Regions from separate parts of the Mus musculus genome. Here all the other regions are linked to region 1. The links are chromatin loops, found by intact Hi-C in ENCODE. Cell type or tissue: heart. All regions are shown on one strand.

What was found. A loop is a pair of places that touch in the nucleus more often than their neighbours do. Peaks named below come from ENCODE experiments on the same cell type or tissue, not always from the same donor. Only the 100,000 strongest peaks of a DNase experiment are listed, where the experiment ranks them.
Region 2: a loop joins it to region 1, with 10 times the contacts of the local background. A loop is called at or near these places in 2 of 42 quality-filtered maps.
Region 3: it touches region 1 in a loop (2.2-fold over the local background); 9 of 42 quality-filtered maps call a loop at or near these places.

What each region holds. Positions count from the first base shown.
Region 1 is chr7:16,290,012-16,298,011 of GRCm38, forward strand. No RefSeq gene overlaps it. Among named protein-coding and RNA genes, the nearest start is that of Ccdc9, 7.2 kb to the left of the region's middle. In heart, CTCF peaks have their summits at 4,921 (motif pointing right) and 6,934; DNase peaks (open chromatin) are centred at 5,030, 5,570 and 6,960; H3K4me3 peaks cover 2,595 bases; H3K27ac peaks cover 3,258 bases.
Region 2 is chr7:16,422,618-16,430,617 of GRCm38, forward strand. It overlaps Zc3h4 (zinc finger CCCH-type containing 4), which reads left to right. Exons shown (of 14, transcript NM_198631.2): 8 at 1,231-1,341; 9 at 2,638-2,749; 10 at 3,094-3,203; 11 at 6,374-6,732; 12 at 6,914-7,293. Among named protein-coding and RNA genes, the nearest start is that of Zc3h4, 25 kb to the left of the region's middle. In heart, a CTCF peak has its summit at 3,759 (motif pointing left); DNase peaks (open chromatin) are centred at 1,314 and 3,704.
Region 3 is chr7:16,458,761-16,466,760 of GRCm38, forward strand. It overlaps Npas1 (neuronal PAS domain protein 1), which reads right to left. Exons shown (of 12, transcript NM_008718.2): 4 at 6,601-6,674; 5 at 6,347-6,436; 6 at 4,488-4,656; 7 at 3,390-3,505; 8 at 3,021-3,178; 9 at 2,570-2,676; 10 at 2,046-2,193; 11 at 426-520. Among named protein-coding and RNA genes, the nearest start is that of Tmem160, 10 kb to the left of the region's middle. In heart, CTCF peaks have their summits at 3,744 and 4,660 (motif pointing left); DNase peaks (open chromatin) are centred at 4,661 and 6,618; H3K27me3 peaks cover 3,814 bases.

The DNA of each region.
Region 1 (8,000 bases):
CTTTTTGGATAGTATTGGAAATGTAAATGAGGAAAATACCTAATTAAAAAATAAATAAATAAATAAAAGATTTGTTTATTTTATGTATATAAGTACACTGTAGCTGTCTTCAGACATACCAGAAGACCCCTTTACCGATGGCTGTGAGCTACCATGTGGATGCTGGAATTGAACTCAGGACCTTTGGAACAGCAGTCAGTGCTCTTAACCACTGAGCAATCTCTCCAGCCCAGTATAGCACTCTTATCCACTGAACCAATCTGCACACTTTAGTTTTTTGAGATAGGCTCTTCCTATGTGTCTAAGCTGTCTTCAAATTCCAGATGATTCTCCTGTCTCTGTCTCCCGAGTGCTGGGATTACAGATGTAAACTACTCTGCCCATGCCCATTTTTTCATTTCTTTAATGGGGGGGGGGGGGGAGCACACACGCTGTGGCGCACGTGGTGACCAGAGGACAACCTACAGAAGTTTGTTCTCTCCTACCATGTGGGATCCAGGGAGAAACCCATAAAGACTGTAGAGAGGGGACTGGAGAGATGGCTCAGTGGTTAAGAGCACTGACTGCTCTTCCCAAGATCCTGAGTTCAAATCCCAGCAACCACATAGTGGCTCACAACCACCCAGAATGAGATCTGCCGCCCTCTTCTGGTGTGTCTGAAGTCAGCTACAGTGTACTTACATAAAAATAATAAATAAATCTTTAAAAAAAAAAAAAAGAAAAGAAAAGACTTGGCAGGAGGCTCCTGTACCCACCTAGCCAGAGCCACCTTGCCTACCTGTTTTGTTTTGAGGGGTTTTTTTTTGTTTGTTTGGTTTTTTTTTGCGGGGGGGTGGTGGGGGGAAGAATGTTTATTTTCTAAGATAGAGTCTTACAGTGTAGCCCTGGCTGGTCTGGAACTCTGTATTGTAGACCAGGGTGTTCTCAAAGCATAGAAATCCATCTGCCTCTGCCTGCTGAGTGCCAGGATAGCAGGTAAGAGCCATCATGCCCAGCCTACAGATTTGTTTTGGTTTGGTTTGGGTTTTTTTTTGGGGGGGGGGGGTTCGAGACAGGATTTCTCTGTGTAGCCTTGGGTGTCCTGGAACTCACTCTATAGACCAGGCTGGCCTCGAACTCAGAAATCTGCCTGCCTCTGCCTTCCAAGTGCTGGGAATTAAAGGCATGCAACACCACGACCCAGCTTGTTTCATTTTTTATTTTAGTTGACACATAACTGTGTAATATTTTGATACATATAAAAAATGTGCAATGATCAGATCCCAGGAACTGACATAGTCTCCCTCACCTGAAACACTTGTTTCTCTTTTGTTTTGTTCTGTTTTGGTTTGGTTTTGGTTTTTGATACAGGGTTTCTCGATGTAGCCCCTGGCTGTCCTGGAACACACTCTGTAGACAGGCTGGCCTTGAGCTTGAAGATTCACATGCCTCCGCCTCTGGAGTGCTGGGACTAAAGGCATGTGCCACAGTCACCTGGCTACATTTATCATTTCTTTCTTTAAAAAAAAAAAAAAAGATTTATTTATTATTATATCTAAGTACACTGTAGCTGTCTTCAGATGCACCTGAAGAGGGCGTCAGATCTCATTACAGATGGTTGTGAGCCACCATGTGGTTGCTGGGATTTGAACTCAGGACCTTCGGAAGAGCAGTCAGTGCTTTTAACCACTGAGCCATCTCTGCAGCCCCCCCTTTTTCCCCCCAAGATTTATTTATTTATTTATTTATTTATTACATGTAATGTACACTGTAGCTGTCTTCAGACACTCCAAAAGAGGGAGTCAGGTTTCATTACAGGTGGTTGTGAGCCACCATGGAAAAGCAGTCGGGTGCTCTTACCCACTGAGCCATCTCAGCCCTTTGTATAGCCCTGGCTGTCCTGGAACTCACTTTGTAGACCAGGTTGGCCTCTAACTCAGAAATCCGCCTGCCTCTGCCTCCTGAGTGCTGGGATTAAAGGCGTGTGCCACCATGCCCGGCTTTTATCATTTCTTTTTTTTTTTTTTTTTTAAAGATTTTATTTATTTATTATATGTAAGTAAGTACACTGTAGCTGTTTTCAGACACACCAGAAGAGGGCGTCAGATCTCGTTACGGATGGTTGTGAGCCACCATGTGGTTGCTGGGATTTGAACTCTGGACCTTTGGAAGAGCAGTCGGGTGCTCTTACTCACTGAGCCATCTCACCAGCCCCCTTATCATTTCTTTATGTCAAGAATATTCACCTTTTTCTCATTTAAGTATCTGAAATATGCAATGTTTTTATTAGCCACACATGTTTTGCAGTAAACAATCTGTAAGTTTGCTGCAAAGAGCACATAGGCAGGGTGTAGTAGCAAACACCTATAATGCCAACACTGGTGAAGCAGAGGCAGGCAGACTTCTGTGAGTTTGAGGCCAGTCTTTTTAACCCAGAGTGTTCCAGGCCAGCCAGGGCTACATAGTGAGACCCTGTCTCAATAAATAAATGGATAGATACAAATTAAAGGTAAAGCAAACTATAGGTTCTCAATAGGTATGCACCATCATTATTGCTTCCAAACACACAAATTTCTGGATCGTTTATTTGACAGTAAAATGACCTACAGCAGATCCAAGCAGACTTCCTGGAGCCTGGAACTTATACCAAATTTAAAGGCATGGTTGAAAGTTATATATAAAAAGTCAGGGCTGGTGAGATGGCTCAGTGGGTAAGAGCACCCGACTGCTCTTCCGAAGGTCCAGAGTTCAAATCCCTGCAACCACATGGTGGCTCACAACCATCCATAACAAGATCTGACTCCCTCTTCTGGTGTGTCTGAAGACAGCTACAGTGTACTTACATATAATAATAAATAAATCTTTAAAAAAAAAAAAAAGTCAGCCGGGCAGTGGTGGCACACGCCTTTAATCCCAGCACTCAGGAGGCAGAGGCAGGTGGATTTCTGAGTTCGAGGCCAGCCTGGTCTACAGAGTGAGTTCCAGAACAGCCAGGGCTATACAGAGAAACCCTGTCTTGAAAAACAAAAACAAAAACAGAGCAGATCGGGGCAAGGTAGTACTGGGGTCCGAGAAACTGGAGAAGCTGAGGCAAGAGGATTGAAACTTCAAGGTCAGTGTATTAGTTAGGGCTTTACTGCTGTGAACAGACACCATGACCAAGGCAAGTCTTAGAAAAAAAAAAAAAAAAAAAACAACATTTCTCCTAGAACACAGGATTTTGCTCCATTTCACTTCTTGGTATGCCTTTAATACTCCAACCATATATTTTATATTTTTCCTTTCTATGCTTGTTATGCTTGTTCAAATTTCTCTTCATAAGACTTAACCAGAGAACAAAGTCTCTGCTGGGCATTTTTGAAACTTCCTTTGTCAATGCAATTAATGCAATTAGTCCAAGTCTCTTCACTTTAGCCTCAAGCAGTCTTTTCAGACAAGGGCAAAAAGTAGCCACATTCTTCACCAAAATACCACAAAAACACTCTTTATGCCACATACTGAAATTCTTCTCTTTTGAAATCTCTTAGGCCAACACAGTTTAAACACAGTTCAAATTACTCCATATTCCTACTAGGATGACCCATTAAGCCACATTTAAAGCATTCCACTGCTTTCCAAATCCAAAGTCCCAAAATCCACATTCTTTCAAATAAAAGCATGGTCAGGCCTATCACAGCAATACCCCCACTCCTGGTACCAACTTCTGTTTAGTCAGGGTTCTCTAGAGTCACAGAACTTATGGATAGTCTCTACATAGTAAAGGAGTTTATTGATGACTTACAGTCTGCAGTCCAATTCCCAACAATGGTCAGTAGTAGCTGTGAATGGAAGTACAAGGATCTAGCAGTTGCTCAGTCCCACACGGCAAGCAGGCGATACTGAGTGAGCTCAAAGGCAGCTTAAGAAGAAGACCCTGAAGCCGGGCGAGGTGGCGCAAGCCTTTAATCCCAGCACTTGGGAGGCAGAGGCAGGTGGATTTCTGAGTTCGAGGCCAGCCTGGTCTACAGAGTGAGTGCCAGGACTGCCAGGGCTATACAGAGAAATGCTGTCTCGAAAAAACAAAAACAAAAACAAAAAAAGACCCTGCCAGTAAACAAAAAAGTACAAATAAGCTGAGAATGGGCTGGAGGAATGGCTCCTGGGTTGGGACCTGAGAATTTGGCTCCCACCACCTACAACGAGCAGCTCACTATGGCCTGTAACTCCAACCCCAGGGAATGTAACCCCATCTCCTGGTCATATGCACAGAGACATAGATACACACATTTATTTATTTATTTATTTATTTATTTATTTATTTATTTAGGTTTTTCTTGATGAGACAGGGTTTCTCTGTGTAACCCTGGCTGTCCTGGAACTCACTCTGTAGACCAGGCTGGCCTCGAACTCAGAGATCCACCTGCTTCTGCCTCCCTAGTGCTGGGACAAAGGCATGAACCACCTTTTTTTTTTTTAAGAGCATTTATTATTTTCTGTCTGTGCAATATTTTTCCCTACAATATATACCATGTGTGCAGTGCCGACAGCAGCCAGAAAGGGGCATCAGATACCATAGGACTGGAGTTTAAAATGAAGCCCGCCTTGTGGATCCTGGGACAACAACTCTGAAAGATAAGCCAGAGCTCTTAACCACTGAGCAATCTCTCCAGCCCTTACACACAATTTTTTTTTTTTTAAGTTTTTAATGGGCTGGGGATATAATTAAATGTATAAGAACTTAGGATGTGTGAAGTCCTGAATACATTTGCAAAAGCGCGCGCACACACACATACACAGAAACCCTCAACCATATACACAGTCAATTCAGGGTCCGTAGTTCATCTCAGTGGCCCTGGGTTCGAGCTCCAGAACTGCAGAACCAGGTCTAAGTCCTGGAGTTGCTGTGAGAACTTCAGGTTCCTCTGCGTGGTCTGAGAACCCTGCGCTTTCATCTTTGGCCGTTAGGGGGCAGCAAGCGCACGATGGATTGGCGGCGCAGGACCAGCGCGGGGGCAACTCAGGCAGAGGAAGCTGATGAAATCCTAGCCAACTTGCAGTGAGCTCATCCCGCCCGGGCGCCTCCGGAAGCCACGGGGCGGCCCGGCCTCCGCCTGGCCCGAGCGATAACGCTCTGGTTTGGAACCAGGGCGGGAAGTCCTTCCTGAAGTCTGCCTTGTATGGGGCCTGCTGCCAGAACCCTGGGCCTGAGGGGAGGGTCGAGGACAAAGTGGGTGTTTCTTGCAAAATAAAAAAGAAAGTGAATTCGGAGCCTAGCGGTGGGATGGAGAGAAAGAGAGGTGGGGAGGAAGGAAAGGAGAGACATGAATGAGAAAGACTTTTGTGAGCGACAAAGACAGAAATTGAGGCGGACGTTGGAGAGACAGAAAGCAGGTTCAAGTCAAAACAGATGGAAGAGAGGTGGGACACGAGAGACAATAAAAGGAAGAGACCCCGGCAACAGGAACCAAGCAAGTGGCAAGGATGCTGAGGCAGGACAGGCTATGGGCGCGGTGGGGACCGTAGGGACCAGCCCTGCGGGATGGGGCGCGTCGTGGGCCCGCCCAGCCCCCCAGCCCCGCGGCGGCGCGGGCCAGTTACCAAGTTACCAAATTACCGCAGGATTCCGGAGCTTCTGACTGGCGAGGCTGCAGCCAATCAGAGAGCGGCGCAGCTGTTCTCGGGCAGGAGGCCTGGAGACACGCGCACCTTCCCACACCCAGGAAGCCGCTGACACAGGCCCGGTGGCGCGCGCCACCACTGTCCCGCGGACACGCGGAGTTCTTCTACACGGCAACACACACACGGAGACCGTCCCACACCCACATGTACGCACATTCATACACACGCATGCACCCTTATCTGCATTCGCATACAGAAACACATTCACACACGTGTACACACAGCACAGATATACACAAATATTCACACATATGCACAAATGTTCACACATATACACGCATATAAACTTACATGTGCACACACATATACCTATGCACACGCATATACACATGTATATGTATACATGCACACCATAGATGAATATATACACAAACATACATAGACCCACTAACATACACACACACACACACACACAGGCACTCACACACACGCACACACACACACACACCTAGAGGCATACACAATCCCAAGACACAGACACACACAGCCCCGGGAAGCACTACACATCTTTTTGAAGTCAGTAAAGCAATGCACAGTTCACACATACCACTACACTGACACACAATGGCCTTGTCACAAGTGACAGTGGCACAACCATAAGCCCACACACACACTTCACAACCACACTCGAGGGAGATTTATAATCAGCATAATGTCACTGATGTGTGCACAGTCCCAGGGACAGGCAACCCAATCTTCAGACACAACCACAGTGACATACTCACAATGACACATGGCATTGTATAGATAATGTGTATGCTTGGTGGCAGTGTGGGGCATGTAAACACACCCATTACTATGATATGCACACAGTACTACTGGTGCTTGGCGTGGCAGACACCATCAGAGAGACACACTGACATCAGTACAGAAATACAACACATCCACACACACCTCCATGGCTGTGACACAATCCCAGTGTCACACAAATAACCCCACACAGGAGCCATAGCATTGACACATGCCAGCCTACTGCTTATATCTGCACACTTTTCACAGAAAAGCATCCCAAGGACTCTTATAATAGCCCAAGGACTCAACTATTTGTTGCAACAGCCTGACACGCACATATCACCATACTTAGCGTGCTGACAGGGACCATCACACTGACACACTAGCCCCCTGACACGATCACTTTCATAGAACAACTCCCTAACACTCTGGCCACACGCCTAGAGGAAATTGTCACTCATATAAACACACATATCATTCCTGCTCTGGTCCATGGAAGCTAAGTGCACGTGGGATGCTGGGGGGAGGGATGCAGGGAGGACTTGTGTTTGTGTATTTGGGTGCAGTTCCTCCCCCTTCCTGCACTTCCTGGGGGCGGGGCCAAGCGGCTGCCGCTGTTACCGGGTAAACTTCCCCGCCTCCCCCTCGTGCGGCCATTAGTCACCCCCCCCAGGATGATGTCATCGCCTCATTCTGGAGGCTGAGTAATCCTAGTCTCCGCCCCCTCCCCCCCAGGTACCAGGGAAGGGGCGGGCCGCACCTGAGCTCCGCCGAGGACTAGAGCTGGGGTCTGGAGCTGAAGGCTCGGCGCCTTCGATGTCCCTGGGGTGGGGACTAAGGAATCTGGGCCTCTCTAAAGTGACTTAAGAGTGCGTATCAGTGTCCCCGGAGACTGGGGGCTTCCAGCCCTGGATCGGTGGTAGCAGACTTCTGGATCTTTTAGGCTTGAGGTCTTTTTGTTAATGCTCACTTGCTGCTTTGTGTTTGGTGTTGGGTTTGTTTGTTTGTTTGCAGTGCTGGGGATGCAGCCTAGAGCCTCACCCACACTTAGGCTAGGAATCCTTCACTGAGCAACATCCACACTATTTTTTAATTTTTTTTTTTTTTTTAACTTTTAGACAGTTACCCCCTAAGGACAGAACTGTCACTAAATCACCCAGGCTGGCCTTGAAGTTACTCTGAAGTCCATACACACATAAACCATAAATTTTCTATTCTCCTGCCTCAGCTTTTCAAGTAGCTGGGAATGAATACAGACATGTATAACTGGGCTCTGCTTGCTTGTGTTTTTATGAAAACAGGCTCTCACTCTGCAGCCCAGTCCAACCTGGAACTCTTGGCAATCCTCCTGCCTCACCCTCCTGGGTGTTACAGGCATGAATCCCCTTATCTACTCAGTCCTAAAGTATGAAGCACCCCCCAGGTGCTCCCCACATTCATGCTAAGGGCTTGATCCGTTCTCTCTGACTGAGGCCTGGGATAGATTGAGTGCTAAGGAGGACACAATAAATGCAATGTCAGGTTCCCCTTGGTTCTGGGAGATCACCAAGCTGTACCCCGGGGAACAAGTGCTTACAGGAGAGAAAAGAGTACAGGTCTGTGCCTCAAGGATGGGCATGTGACCACATGGA
Region 2 (8,000 bases), 130 kb after region 1:
TGCACCAAGTATGTGCCTGGTACCCACAGGCATTGGATCCCTGAGACTGGAGTTATAAACAGTTGTGAATGACCATGTGAGGGGTTGAAATTTAACCTGGGTCCTCTGGAAGAGCAGCCAGTTCTTTCTCATTCTCTTTCTCCTTTTTCTTTTATCTTTTTTCTTTTATCTCCTTTCTTTTCTTTTTTCTTCTTCCCTTCCCTTCCCCTCCCTTCCTCCCTCCTTCCCTTCCTTTTTTTTTTTTTTTTTAAGTCTTTTTCGAGACAGGGTTTCTCTGTGTAGCCATGGCTATCCTGGAACTCACTTTGTAGATCAAGCTGGCCTTGAATTCAGAGAGCCACTGAACCTCAAATTGTTAACCAGTCTTAACTAGTGATCAATCTCTCCAGGCCCTGTCATCTGAGGCTTTGATCAAGGCAACTTTGAGATTTGTTGTTGTTTCCTTTATTTTATCTTACCATCATTCATTCGTCCATTCATTCATTTGTGGGTTTTTTGTTTGTTTGTTTTGTTTTTTTGAGGCAGAGTGTCCTCTGTGTAGCCTTGGCTGTCCTAGAACTCACTCTGCCCTTAGAAACACAGATCAGCCTGCCTCTGCCTCCTGAGTGCTGGGACTAAAGACATGTGCCACCACCACCCTGGCTCTTTGTTTTCTAATGAGCTCTTCTGTGAAGGCTGATCCTGTCCCCTGTCCCAATCAACCTCTTACCCATGGGCTGATCAGTATTCAGCAGTTTCTCAGGGTGATGCCCTTTTGTACAGCCCTCTATCTGAAACAATACCTGCAGCCATCTTGAGTTTCTTTCTTTTTTTTTTTTTTAATTAATTAATTTATTTATTATATGTAAGTACACTGTAGCTGTCTTCAGACACTCCAGAAGAGGGAGTCAGATCTCGTTACAGATGGTTGTGAGCCACCATGTGGTTGCTGGGATTTGAACTTCGGACCTTCGGAAGAGCAGTCGGATACTCTTACCCACTGAGCCATCTCACCAGCCCCCATCTTGAGTTTCTAAAATGGGAAGGTTAACATGGTGCAGGATTGTTCAGGAGAGTTTCCAGAAAAGTCTTGGCTATTCTCTCTAGGAGGGGTGCATTCCTGCCCAGCTCAGGTGCCAGAGTTTTTCCCATCTGGGTACTGTATTGCATGTGGTGTGACAGGAGCTGTCTGCACCTGTCCTGTTCTCTCTATACTTGATGCACTCCCATCCTCTTCTGCATTACTCACAGGACGGTGGTGGCGGAAGCTACCGGCGGAGTGATCATGACAAGCCCCACCAGCAGTCTGACAAGAAAGGCAAAGTCATCTGCAAATACTTTGTGGAGGGACGATGCACTTGGGTAAGTGTACCGCCTGAGGACATGTGACCCACACTGTTGGGAATGGGAAGGACTGTGTGATAGCGGCCCTTGGCACCTTGCAGCCAGGAGACCTCTGGGCAGCCTAGAGTACTCGGATTTCTGCTTACGGTAGAAGAGCCAGAACAAGCTGTGTAGACAGTCTGAGGTGTAGGGGTGCTTTCTGGTAGAAATTTTTGTCTAGTCTCTAGAGTTTCAAGTGAGTCCTCAGGGCTTACTCTGTTCCCATTACGTTGTTGAGCTTGAGGATTGGAAAGGGATTATTAAAGACTCCGGACAGAATCAGCCTTGGACATTGTGCAAGAGATACGTGTGACCATTTAGTGATAGTGATACAAAGGCAGCAGGCAGGTGGCATAGATGTCTGAGAGTTACTGCTCCCTTGGAAGTCAGGAAGTAGGTATTTAAACCTATAGACTAATATATGAAATATGTAAAATAGTCCTTACTACTCTTAGTTTCTCTGTGTAGTCTTGGCTGCTCTGAAACTTAGAGATCTGCCTGCCTCTGCCTCCCCCAAGAGTGCTGGGATTAAAGGTGTGTGCAGCAGCCACCACCATGCTTGTCCTCAGTCTTGACTGTACTGGTTTCAACACATACTTGTTTGTCATTCAGATCAGGAATCAAGGCTTCTGCAGTGCTCAGTGTTTCCCTGGAGACCTAGACTCTTCCTTTCCACGCCTTTCTTAAATCTGTGGCATTTGTCACCATGGACTGTACTTGTATAATGACTGCTGCGCTTTTGAACTTTATATCCATGGACTAGGAGGATGCCAGGCAGTGGTGGCGCAGGCCTCTAATCCCAGCTCTGGGATTCTGAGGCAGGCAGGTCACTGGCCTTTGAGGCCAGCCTGATGTGCGGCGTATCAGGTTCCTGGCTTTGGGTCTTGTCTGTCTCAGTTCAGGACGTCGCTCGCCCAGAAGCTTTTGCCTGTTTTGTGGAGAGAACAAGAGAAGTTGGAAAATGGGGTATTGTTTTAGGCAGGCGTCTTCCTCAAAGCCAAGGTTCAGTAGGAAGGACAGAATGTAGAGCTTGCTTATGTGATGAGTTTTTATTGCCAGACAGCAAATAGTGTGGGACAGAGTAGGTGTGAAAGGAAGGACAGAGATGCATCAGGAAAACACAGGAGTGAAAAGTTGAGCCTGAGCAGAAGGCACAGGCTAGGGAGCAGGGCCTGGATTTGGGAGACTACATTTTCCCAAGGGGACATGTTCTTGTCTGTGGTCCCACTGCAGACACAAGTGAATCAGAACTCACTTCGTCTTCTCTTTTTCCAGGGAGACCACTGCAATTTTAGCCACGACATTGAGCTACCGAAGAAGCGAGAGTTGTGCAAATTTTACATCACGGGGTTCTGTGCTCGTGCTGAGAACTGCCCCTACATGCATGATATCCTTTGCCGTCTTGTCTGCTGTGTCTGTCTTGTGTTGCTGCTCCTGGGGCCTTACCATTCAGCTTTCCTTCTGCCTCTTTTATCCTCTCTCTGAGCTGTTCACAGCTTCACCTGAGGAAACCCACGTCCTTTAGTCCCTTTCTCTGTAGAGAGTCTTAGGACCCTTTCCAAGTCCAGCTCTGTGGACCAGAACTTGCTCTGGAGTTAAAGCAGTGTTGAGAACAGCCACTGGCAGCCAGTGCACAACCCTAACTGTCACCTCACCTCCAAAACGAAGGGGGTTATTTAATTCTTTGGGGTGGGTTCTGAGAAGAAATGTTTACCTTAATTAGTCATGAACGTGACTTTCCGTGTAAATTATACCACACCACTGGGAACTGCATCAATGGTGACGACTGCATGTTCTCCCATGACCCGCTGACAGAAGAGACACGAGAGCTCCTAGATAAGGTAATGCTTGAGGTGGCACGGGCAAAGTCCACAGGAGCCTGACGCCACTCTGTCGGCACAGACAACCTTTGCAAGATCAGAGTCTGTTGCAAGTTACATCCATCTGTACATACATACATCTTCCTACAGGAGACGCGGGGCAAGGGTCACGCTGCTTTAACAGCAGACCTGAGGCAGCTGCACTGGATTCCCTAGGGGACAGTGGAATGAAAGGATTGTCACCTTATGGTGTTGTGTTGTGTAGAGAGACTGAGATGCCCCGAGACTGGAAATGCCAGTGTCTCTGCAGTCACAGGGACTCATGTAGAGAAGAAGGGAGTGGGACCAGGAGCTCACAAACCTGGTGCCATTTGACACTCATCCTAGTGTCTGTTTTTCTTCCCCAGATTGGTACAGTTAGTGGGGATGCTTCCTTTTGCCATTCCTTTTGTGAGCCTATCAGGCTGAGAGCTGATGGTCAGCATCCGGTCCCTTTAGAGTGTAACCACTGGCCTGTGGAAGGACCAGCAGTGTCTGATTAGAGGCCGCCCCCTGCTGGAGGCTCAGTGTTCACACTCAGGAGCAGGAGCCCAGGCCTGACCCCTTGGTCAGTTTAGTTTTTCTTGTAGTTTTGTTTTATTTTTTAAAGTTTGGTTGGGAGGAGGATTGTTTTACATATCTATGTATATTTTAATAAAGACATGGTCTCTATGTAGTCCTGGGTGACCTAGAGCTCACACGTAGACCGGGATGAGTGTGGGGATTAGAGGTGTGTACTAGTGTTTTCTCTGTTATTTAAATTTGCATTAGCCCACCCACCCCCCTTTTTTTCTTTTGTTTTGTTTTGTTTTGACAGTTTTGCTTTGTGGCCCATGCTGACCTTTTGATTCCTCCTGCCTCCTCTTGTCATACATTTGCAGGGTTTCTCTGTCCTGGAACTCGCTCTGTAGACCAGGCTGGCCTCTTACTCAGAGATCCGCCTGTCTCTGCCTCCTGAGCACTAGGATTAAAGGTGTGCACCACCATGTTGAGCAAAGATTTTTTTTTTTTAATGGAAAAAGTGTTTTGAAATTTTGAATTTTAATGTAGAAACAGAAAGGAGAAAAAGAAAAACACAAAGTGTTGAGACCTGCTTACTTTGTGAGCTGCTTACCTCCTCGTTTGCACATAGTTCCCACGCTGAGAGTGTTCTCAGCCAGCACAGTAATGTCACTAACAGGAATCCGCATCACAAAGAAGCTCTGATGCAGAATCACAGGTCCTACTGCTGTTACCTTGGCAGTCTCCTGGAAGTCTCTTCTGTTGGCTTTGGTTGTATCTTCTCACCAGCACAGTTGAGTTCTTTACAAACCGCCAACTCGGCTAAATGGCATGACCTGAGCCATGATGGTTACCTGGATGGCTGTAGAGATGCTTAGGTGTCAAGTTTATGCTGAAGTACAAAATGTAAACCTCCAAGTCTGTCGGGGGATAGCCCTCACCCCAGGGAAAGGCGCCTGTTTTCTCCCTTGTGCGGCAGGGCTTCAGCTGCTCTGACGTAGACTGGCTGTTTTTGTTTGGAATAGTCTTGAGTAGTCCAGGTTGGCCCTTGAATTCACTACATATCTACAGTCATTCTTGAACCCATGATCCTTCCCTGAAGAACCCATGAAGCTCCCAAGTTCTGAGATTACAAGCATGGACCACCAGGTTTTGCCCAGCAGATCTGTGGGTATTGACCAACATGTAGATTTGTGTCTGCTCTATACAATATAGACATTACACACACACACACACAGTTTATCCAACCGTTGAAAGCCCTCTCTTTTTCTATAAGTCTCTCCTCCCTTCCATTAATAACTGCCCATATGGTTTATGTCCCTATAGTTTGCTTTTTCAGGGTATCATAGGGATGGGGAACAGGTGGTAACTCTGTGGGAGAGCCTGTACCCCTCACTGACTGGAGAGGACAAGTGTCTTCTAAGTAGAACTACAGAGTAAAGCAGGTGTGTGGGGGGGGGGGGGGGTGACTTTTGCATGCCGTAGGGCACTCTTGATCTGCTTACAGCACTGTGTGTCTCTGCAGTTCAATGCAGTTGTCTGCAAGGTTGAATTCCTCAGCTGATGGTTAGGTTTGTTGATCACTCACAGTCATTGGTTAAAGTACATTTGTATATTTCTTGTTTGGGCAAAGCTTAGAATTAGTGACAGCTACCTTATTTGTGTATGCAAGTGGCAAGCGGCACTTTTTTTTTCTTTAGACAAATTCTCTCTGTAGCCCTGGCTGTTCTAGAACTCAGTATGTAGACCAGGCTAACCTTATATCCATAGAATTAGCATGCCTATCCCTCTAGAGTGCTGGTATTAAAGATATGTGCCACCATACCTGGTGATGACTCTCATTTTTACCTAGATAATAGACCTTTGGATTCTAGCATCAGCTCTAATGAAAGGTTTGGCGACACAGCTCAGCCCTAGCAGTCGAAATGTTCAACAAGCAGTGGTCTTGCTAGGAGGGAGGCCATGTATGGAAAGGCTACCAGGGTTTGTAAGGACAATTCTCTCCATCTGTGTTGAAATAGCTGATAGGTAGTTTATGTCCTATCCTCTGGTCATTTTCTCATGTGTGTTTGCCATGTTCATGTCATTGGGCTCACAGATTAGAAGACCAGGTTAGGAACAGACTCGTCAGCCTGTTGGCTGCAGGGTCTGTGTTGTAAAAGGCTTTACACATAGGGAAGGCCAGCTGTAGAGCTGTCCATGTTAGAAGACATCCCTAAGGGTGCCAGGAAGACTGCTTTCATCCGGTTTGTTACCCAGCAATGCCTGCTAGTGTTGAGCCTCAGGCTTGTCCTCTCTGGTAGCTGTTTCAGATTGTTAAGGGTATTGCCCGGGCTTTCACACTTGATGCTGGTAGAGAGAAGTGCGCTACCAATGTGTTCTGAAGCCTTGTTGGACAAATCTGTCTCAGGTCATCTATAGACACTGTAAATGGGAACCGTGGTGGTGAGGAAGGCTGCCTTTAAACTTGATCTTCTTGCCTCTTCATCCCTAATGCTAAGATTACAATTGTGTACACTGTGCCCAGGGTGATGAAGAAGATGAATTTAGGTCCTAGGCTCTGCATTCTAAGGCCCTTGGCAGGTGTGTGCCCGAAGTTTTTCAGTCTGACTTGGTGGAGCCTTCTGATGTGACTTCTTTGGTTCCCACAGATGTTGGCTGATGATGCAGAAGCAGGCGCTGAGGACGAGAAGGAGGTAGAGGAGCTGAAGAAGCAGGGCATCAACCCTTTGCCCAAGCCACCTCCTGGTGTAGGGCTCCTGCCTACTCCTCCACGGCCCCCTGGGCCTCCAGCCCCCACCTCTCCTAATGGCAGGCCCATGCAAGGTGGCCCTCCTCCACCACCACCACCTCCTCCACCACCTCCTGGACCTCCTCAGATGTCCCTGCCAACACATGAGCCACTGTCTCCACAACAGTTACAGCAGGACATGTACAACAAGAAGATCCCCTCTTTGTTTGAGATTGTGGTGCGGCCCACGGGGCAGCTAGCTGAGAAGCTGGGCGTGAGGTGAGTATATTGTCCACAGAAGCACAGGAGCATTGGCCTGGCAGGGCTCTGCCCTTGATGAGGCTGTCAGACGCCATTTGGACTCCGGGCCTCAGGCTCCAAGTGAACACTGCAGGTTTACTGGTTGGGAGCTGCTGCCTTTCCTTAGCAGCTTCATCACAAGTACCATTTCCTCTTCTAGGTTCCCTGGACCTGGTGGACCCTCGGGGCCAATGGGTCCTGGCCCCAACATGGGACCCCCAGGGCCAATGGGGGGACCCATGCATCCTGACATGCACCCTGACATGCACCCAGACATGCACCCCGACATGCACCCTGACATGCACCCCGACATGCACCCCGACATGCACCCTGACATGCATCCTGACATGCCAATGGGTCCTGGCATGAACCCTGGCCCTCCCATGGGTCCTGGTGGCCCCCCAATGATGCCCTATGGTCCTGGAGACTCCCCACATTCTGGAATGATGCCTCCTATCCCGCCAGCCCAGAACTTCTATGAGAACTTCTACCCGCAGCAAGAGGGCATGGAAATGGAGCCTGGTCTTGTTGGAGATGCAGGTATGTAGGCAACAGCTAGGCTGTAGAGCTGGGCTCACCAAAGTGGGATGGAGATCAGAAGTGGCTTTTCTTCCTTGTCCAGTCTTACAGCAGCATTCCAGTCCCATTCCCATTCTATAGGTGTTTTAAGTATTATGGGACCCTTTGCCTTGTGGGAGCCGAAGGACTCTTGTGTTTGTTGTCAGTGAGGGAAACAGTACTCAGGTCTTAGCATCAATTATGAGCAAGGCAGAAATACCTTAGGAAGCTGTGCTTATGGTGCCTGGGATCAGTCAGGAGGAAGGCAGGTGCCCTAGACAAGGTCCTTCTTCTGGGTAGAGGTGGGCTCAATAACTGTGCTTGTATGACACCATCGGCTGGACAGGTTCTTGCCTCTGTCCTGTGATGTGAGCAACCTTAGTGTCCAGTATAGTCAAGAATAGCTGCTGTGGCTGACTGTGGGAAAATCAGAAAGGAGGAGGGACCTGCCCCAGGCCAAAGCTCAAAGAGTGTGTGTGGTCTCTGTCCTTGCTATAGTTGCATTTTAGTAGAGGGAACCAGACAGAGGTCAGATGGCTCATTTTGGCATTAGCCATTGTTAGAAAATAGCATAAGACGGTGTAGAGTGGAGGGATACAGTCACAGCCGTAGCAGGAACAGTCGTCTGAAGCATCTCTGAGAAGGCGGCCAGGTAACACCACTGGCCAGCTTGGCTGAGGAAAGCAGAG
Region 3 (8,000 bases), 170 kb after region 1:
TCTGTAGACCAGGCTAACCTCGAAGTCACAGAAATCCTCCTGCCTCTGCCTCCCAAGTGCTGGGACTAAAGGTGTGTGCCACCACTGCCTGGTTCCACTTTACATTTTGAGACAGAGTCTCTAAATCAACATGGAACTTGCCAATTCAGCCTCGGGACTCCTCCTGTCTCCACCTCCCCGACACTGGGATTACAGATGTGTGTGTCACACCTGGCTTTTCTTTATGAGGGGTACACCCAAGTCCTTAAGCTTTCCTGGCAAGCAGTTTACCCACTGAGTCATCTTCCCAGCCCGAAGGACAGTTAACTCCAGCTGTTAATGTAAACAGCCACAGGTGTTGAGTGGCTTTCACAATGGGTAGTCCCACTGCAGGGCTCTACATCTCAGTCTTTCCTGGGGGTAGAGATTGGAATAGGTTAGTTTACCTGTGGGCTCTGGGCCTGGCCTGGATGGCTCCTCCTGAGACACAATAGCTGGAAGCTGGAAGGCATCCAGGGGTGTTTGACTACCTTCAGCATTGCTGGGGACAAGATGATGGAACTGAAAACCAGGGGTCTTGGGACAGCAGTGAGTACAGACATTTTCCAGTATGGAACTTGTGGATACTACCCCGCAGCATTAAAAACTTTCTATCAGACCTATAAACTCCTAGTTGGATACACACACACACACACACACACACACACACACACACACACACACACACTTTGAATTAAACCCAAGAGCCTCCTATGTGCTCTACCACTGAGCCACGCCCCCAGCCCCTCACTGGGGGATTCTAGGCAGGGGCTCTACCACTGAGCCACGCCCCCAGCCCCTCACTGGGGGATTCTAGGCAGGGGTTCTACCACTGAGCCACGCCCCCAGCCCCTCACTGGGGGATTCTAGGCAGGGGTTCTACCACTGAGCCACGCCCCCAGCCCCTCACTGGGGGATTCTAGGCAGGGGCTACACCACTGAGCCAAGCCCCCAGCCCCTCACTGGGGGATTCTAGGCAGGGGCTACACCACTGAGCCACGCCCCCAGCCCCTCACTGGGGGATTCTAGGCAGGGGCTACACCACTGAGCCACGCCCCCAGCCCCTCACTGGGGGATTCTAGGCAGGGGCTCTACCACTGAGCATTCCTGATTGAGACAGACACTCCCTGGGTTTCCCAAGGTGGCCTCCTGCCTCAGTCTTTCCACTGGTTGGGACAAAGAGGACCAGACCCAGTTCCAAATATATTCTCATCTGAGTTCTCCCTGCTGTGGCAAACCTGAGCCACTGTCAGCCACCTCGTGTTACCTGGACATCCTCTAAGCATGCCATGGTTATCTGTGTCTCTCCTATCTAAATCACCTGCTCCCTTCTAGGGTCCAAATCAAATCAGCTCAGCAAAGGGCAAATGGCACCCCTCTTCTCTCTTCTCCCCGTTCATCTCTTAAACCATGCCGCAGCCTCCCCTTGTTCTCCAGTCCCTTTTAGTTCCCAGTCAACTCTCAGCAGAAAGAAAAATATTTCCAAAAGTGCAGAATTGTGATCCCCTCCAGACATAAAGCCTTCAATAGTTCTCCAGTGACCACGAGATAAAATATCCTGCTGCCATTTACAGCCTCCCCTGCCCCCAACTCTGTGCTCCAGCCCCAATCGCTCTGCTCTTCCCTGGGCTTCTCAGGCTGTAGACCTGAGGCTCATCCGTTCTGTGCCCTCTGCTCACAACGCGTGTATGTTTTGCACCACTCTCCCTGTATAGAGTCTGCTGTGGCTCCCCAGTGCCCTGGAGTCCAATTCACACCTTCAGCCGGAGGCACACCACACGAACGAGTCCAATTCACACCTTCAGCCGGAGGCACACCACACGAGCGTTCCTGCCCTGCCTACGTCACAGATGTGTCTCCTCCCAACACTGATTCCTCTCCGTGTCCACCAAGTGAGGCCATTCCATACCTAGGCCTCCTAGGTTCTTTCCCCTTTGTGTCTACAGAGCCAGCCCTCCCTTAAGGGCCCTGGCTGGGATGGGGAGCAGCTGCTGGAGATGCTGGGATGGCAATGGGCCACCTCTCACCTGAGCACGTGACTGACCCACAGCACGTGATGCTCCCCAGTGCTCTTCCCGTTCCCGGCCACAGTGGCTACAGACTGCAGCCACACGAAGCCCCCCGCACGCTGCAGCCAACGGTAGTAACCAGTCACCACCTGCCCTTTGTCCAGCACTGGTCCATCCCAGGGGAGCAGAGAGCCCAGAGGGGTGGGGAGGGTCAAGGCAGGTGAGCAGGAGACAGGCAGAGGCAGCGAGAGTGGGGAGAATCGAGAAAGAGAGAGAAAGGCACAGAGGTAGTCAGAGACCCAGAGGCACCCCAGCATCGGTCAGAGACCCCTCTTACCCGGCTTACTGACCCTCATCCCCCACCCCCAGCCACTGCTCAGCCTCTTTGTTGCTTTTCTGTTCCGAACAGCCCCCAGAAGCTGCAGTGCAACCAGAGACTCTGGTTAGCCCTGAAGAAGGACTTCCAGGGAACAGGGAAGCAGGGTCATTCGTGTTTTTGTGGTGGTAGGAGGATGGGGAGAGGGTACAGAAGTGTGCCTCACGGTCCAGATGGCTTTGGCGGATCCTGGTTGCATCCTGTCCATGAACAAACTGGTAGCAGCTGCGTCCCACAAGCTCTGAGGGCCCCATGTCCATATGGTCGCTAACTCTGGAGGACACAGGAAAGAAAGGGAAAAGGAGTGGGGAGACATTGGGTGACAGGAGACAGCAGAGCTGGCTTCAGGGTTCCCCAGGATCCACACCCTTGCAGTACCTCAGTTTCATTCTGTAAAATGGGCATAGGTGAAGAAAAGGGGGCCCGAAAAAGAAATGGGCAAGCCTTGTAAGGGAGCCAGGGCCACCCTCACGTCTCCCAGGCACCTTTGCCTTCTCCCTTGTCCTCTCTCCTCCCAACTCCCCACGGCCCCTGACTGAAAGGCCCAGGATTGACTGGTCCCCACATATCCCCAGGTCCTTTTGGACCCACCTTCCCTCCCGCCCCTACCCTGGTACCTGCTCTCACAAGCAAGGATGGTGAGGCCCAGGCTGAGGCGGAAGACAATCATGTGTCCGTGCAAAGGCAGCTCAGCCAGTGGGGCTGGGGGCAGCGTGTGTCCAAGGGCTACAAGACCCAGGGCTCGGGCCCTCAGGCGCCCTGTCACATGAATGACCTGTGGAAGGTGGGGGTGGCTGGGGAGGTGCCAGGTGGGACTGCTGAGGCAGGAGGACCACAGCCAAGTCAAAGCTTCACCCAGTTCCACCTGATACCCACAGATCCCTTGGCCCTGGGAAGGCTTTGAGTGTCTCCCAGTTTCTGTTCTCAGTACCTTGTATCCCGGGATATAGCTGGCACACAGGGGGAAAGAGACAGTTCATACCCACCTTGTACCCCGAGGCTTTGACATTCAGGCCCCTCTTGGTGAGGGTGGACTTCATGCGGACAAAGAAGGACCGCTCTTGGGCTCGGAAGGCAGGCGATGCCTCGGTGGGGCTGGCTTCTGAGGCAGAACAAGAGGGCGCTGTCATAGTTTTCCAGAACCCCGTCAACTCAGAACCAGCCTCACTGTGGCTGCTCCAGACACTCAGATGCATCTAATGGTCGCACAGGTACACTGATAAAGTAATCTCCCCTTGTGGGACAGCCAGGTCCAAGGTCAGATGAGCCCCTCTTTCCTGCTCAGAAGCTCTGTTCTGCCCCCCAGGCATCCGCTGGCATCAGTCTGACCCAGGCTGGAGTAGCCACCTGTGACCACAGAGGGCAGGCTAGAACTGTTGTGACAGTCAGGTCCCCTACCACAGACTAGAAGTATAAAAGAAAGGAAGCTGGGCCGTGGTGGCACATGCCTTTACCTCAGCACACAGAGGCAGAGGCAGGAGGAGTTCAAAGCCAACCTGGTCTACAGAGTGAGCTCTAGGACAGCCAGGGCTATACAGAGAAACCCTGTCTCAAACAAACAAACACTAAAAAACAAAACAAAACAAAAAACCCCAAACAATCAACAAAAGAACTGTATCCTGAAAGTTAAACACACACCACATACACACACACAACTAAAAATATGGAACAGCTGGGTGACTTGGGGCAAGTAACTTGATCTCTCTGTGCTGTGCCTGGAGTTGGGGGCCATCCCTCATGGCTTGTGGGTTTGAAGTTAGGGCCCAATGAAAATTTAAAGGCACAGTGGAATGTAAAAAAAAAAAAAAAAAATTCTCAGTCTTATTCCTACTTCCTTGTAGCAGCTCAAATGTTGGTGTATTTTGGCCACTCTGGGGAACCAGGCAAGTTTAGACACCCTAGTGCCTTAAGTTGGCTTGACTCATTGTGGGTTTTTTGTTTTGTGTTGTTGTTGCTTTGGTTTGGGTTGTTGTTGTTGTGTTTGTTTGTTTTACAAAACCTTGTTTTGTAGCATGTTAAACACAAAAACCAGGATCTACCCTCAGGCTTCATTCACTGGCAAGGATGGGATTCCTGGAAATTACCAATCTCAGGGGTGTCCACCAGCGAGGAGGAAGACGATGAGGAAGAGGAGGACACGGAAGGTGGTGTAGGGGGACCGATGCTTGCAGCCCGCAATCCAAGTTGCTCTAGGACCTCCGAGTGGTCCCCAGGATGGATGTAGTCGAAGACGCTGCTGCCCGTCAGCTCCACCTGCCGGTGATGGAGAGGAATGCAGGAGCCGCGTGAGCGCCAAAGCTGAGGCTGGGTTTAGCTTAGGTCTGCTCGCCCAACCTTCAAGTGCACTTCACAACTGGCTTGTGTTTTTCTTAGGTGTTTCCTGCTTTTTTGAATTAAGGAGGGAGGGGCTTTTTTTGTTTGAGGCAGGGTCTCACTTTTTTTTTGGGGGGGGGAGGTGTTCGAGACAGGGTTTCTCTGTAGCCCTGGCTGTCCTGGAACTCACTTTGTAGACCAGGTTGTCCTCGAACCCTCCCAAGTGCTGAGATTAAAGGCGTGCGCTACCACACCCGGCCTCACTTTTTCTTTTAAGATGTATTTATTATTTTTTTTAAAGATTTATTTATTTATTTATTTATTTATTTATTTATTATAGGTAAGTACATTCTAGCTGTCTTCAGACACCCCAGAAGAGGGCGTCAGATTTCATTATGGATGGTTGTGAGCCACCATGTGGATTTGAACTCAGGACCTTCGGAAGAGCACCTGCTCTTAACCACTGAGCCATCGCTCCAGCCCAGGGTCTCACTTTTATAGCTCTGGCTTCAAACTTATTAATCTGCCTGCCTGTACCTCCTGAAATTCTGGACTAAAGGCATGTGCTGCAACATCTGGCCCTTTTTGTTTTTGTTTTTTTGTTTTTTTCTTTTTTTCTTTTTTTAGACAGAGGTTTGCTAGGTAGCTCAGGCTGGCCTCAGACTTGTGGTGATCCTCCTGACTCGGCCTCCCAAGTGCTGGAAATCAAGCCCGGCAGTTGTCAGCTCTTTAATGAGTTAGGGCCTTGGAGACTGGCCTCTCAGATCTCACATGGATCCCATGCCAGGCCCCTTCAGTACAGCCTCTAGCTTTCTGTTCTGATCATGCTCTGATTTCACAGGGAGCCTCTGACCTTCAAGCCCCATTTAAAACTCTCCTGGAAGCTGCATATCCAACTATGGCAATTCTTACTCAGAAACCCACCGTGCCTTCTTCTACTGTCCCTCTGCTTGAAGTGGGTGACCTGTCTCCCTCTAACCTTTATCCCCCCTGTGGTCCTCACCCTCATCCCCCACCCCACCCACACAACCACCTTATCCACCCTACTTTGTCACCTACACATTCAAGTCCCCTCCTTTGGGGAAGTGTTAGTTTTTGAGACAGTCTCAGATAGCCTAGGCTGGCCTGAAACTTCTGGTCCTCCTGCCTCCACCTCTCCAGTGATGGAGTTTAATGTAAGGTTTATACCTCACCGCCATGCCCAGTTTATGTAAGGAACCCAGGGCTTTGTGAACACCAGGCAAGCATTCTATGAACCAAGCTACAATCCTGCCCCAGACACAATGGATTGGAGTCCCAGGACCTCCAGAATGGTACACAAGTGGCATACCGCTGATTCACACCCTCACTGAGCTCAGCCCTTCCCTGGAGGATTCTAGGTGAGCACACATCGCTGTAGAACTACATCTCTAGATGAGGTTTTTAATTTTGAAATGAGGTCTTGCTAAGTCTCCTTGGCTGGCTTTGAACTTGTGGTCCTGCTTGAGTCCTCCAGCATATGTCGGGCTGCTTTGTGGGGTTCCAAGGAAGGTTGTCTGTTTTTCACGTTGTGCTTAGTGATACCAGAAGAGAGTAAGGGCATGCATAGGTCAGGCGGTAAAGATAGCTGCCTACTGCAGGGAAGACTTACCTGTGAGAGACCCAGGTAGATGGACACTGTCTCTGAGATGTAGAGAAATTTCCCTTCCTGGTTCAAAGCGAACACGAAGCCATCCAAGGACTAGAGTTGAGACAAACGGAGCGGGTGTAGGAAGGGAACAACCTGGGTACCCTTAGTCCTGTCCAGTTCTCCACAGGGAACTGATGCAGGAAAAATAGTGCTATTCCCAGATGCTACCACCAGGTGGCAGCACAAAGCAGCAGGCTAGGAAGGGAGGCGCTCACCTGTAGGATGTGTCCACCTAGGTGTTGCTCGAAGACTTCAGAGACCAGAGCCACAGGGCCTCGGCGGCCTGGGGCTGGGGACAGAAGGAGGAGGAGGACAGTCAGGGACCCTTGGTCTGACTCACTGCTCTGGGCAGCCCTTAGGGGCCCAGTCAGTCTTAAACTCCCAGCCAGCCACCATAGAGAACCAGTTCACAGGATGGTTGTTCCCTAGGGGACAGAGAGACCAAGACTGAGTGACAGACATTGGAAAGAGGAATTTGTCCACTCCCTCATTCTTTTTCACACCAAAACCAAAAAGTTCTTGAGTACTTCTGTTCACAGGTCCTATACAGTACAGGCAGTGCTAGTGACGGGAACAGCGCAGACTGTCCTCACTGGGCACCGAAGCCCGGTCCAATGAATAGCCCAAGGCTGAGGCTGACCTGGTGGTGAAGGCCCGTAACTCCAACTACTTGGCAGGCAAGGTAGGAGAATCAATGACTAAAGGCTTGCCTGGGGTACATAACAAATGAGTTCCTATCTCAAAAGTTAAAATGAGGGCTGGCAACATAGATCAGTGATGAAGCATCTGCCTAGAATCTCCCAGTATGATGCTAAGGCCTTGGCTCAGTGGAGGAACACCTGCGATGAATCTCCCAGTGAGGGGCTGGGGGCGTGGCTCAGTGGTAGAGCCCCTGCCTAGAATTCTCCAGTGAGTGGCTCTGTGGTAGAGTGCTTGTCTAGTATTCATAGGCTCTGGGTTCAATCCTCTGCACTGAAAGACAGTAACAAAATCCAAAGAAATACAAAATTATGAGAGTAGCTAGAGAAGTTTGCACTGCAGGGTGGACTGCACATTAAGATAGCAGCTGAAGACAACAGCTCGGTGATTCTTCAATAAGTGAAAAGAGAGCTATGACGTGAGCCTCTGGCAATCCCTTTATAACCCAACAACCTTAAGATAGGTACTGTGAGGAGTGCTGTATGCACACGGAGAGAACAGCATTACACAGAGCCAAGAAAAATTCCCCAACGTCCAGCCTCCGAGAACCAATACAAAATGCGGTAGATCCAAGATGAAGAGGAATTGAAGCCTTGATTTGTGATGAAATATTATAAAAGCAGACAGGCACAAAAAGGCCACAGTGACCCCACGCCTATGAAATGTCTAAAACTGGCAAGTCGATGGGAGCAGAAAGCAGGTCTGTGCTTGGCAGCATTGGGCTGCTTCATGGCTGCAGGACTCCTTTGGGACTATGCAGTAAATGGTGCTGGTTTGGATACTTTAAAACAGCCTTGTGTGTACAGCAAGATCCAGACCAGTCAGGGCACAGAGCGAGACCCTGTCTAAAAGCCGGGATGGGGGAGGTGTGGAGAACTGGCTAAGTGGTTAAGAGCACGCCCTCTTGCGGAAGAAC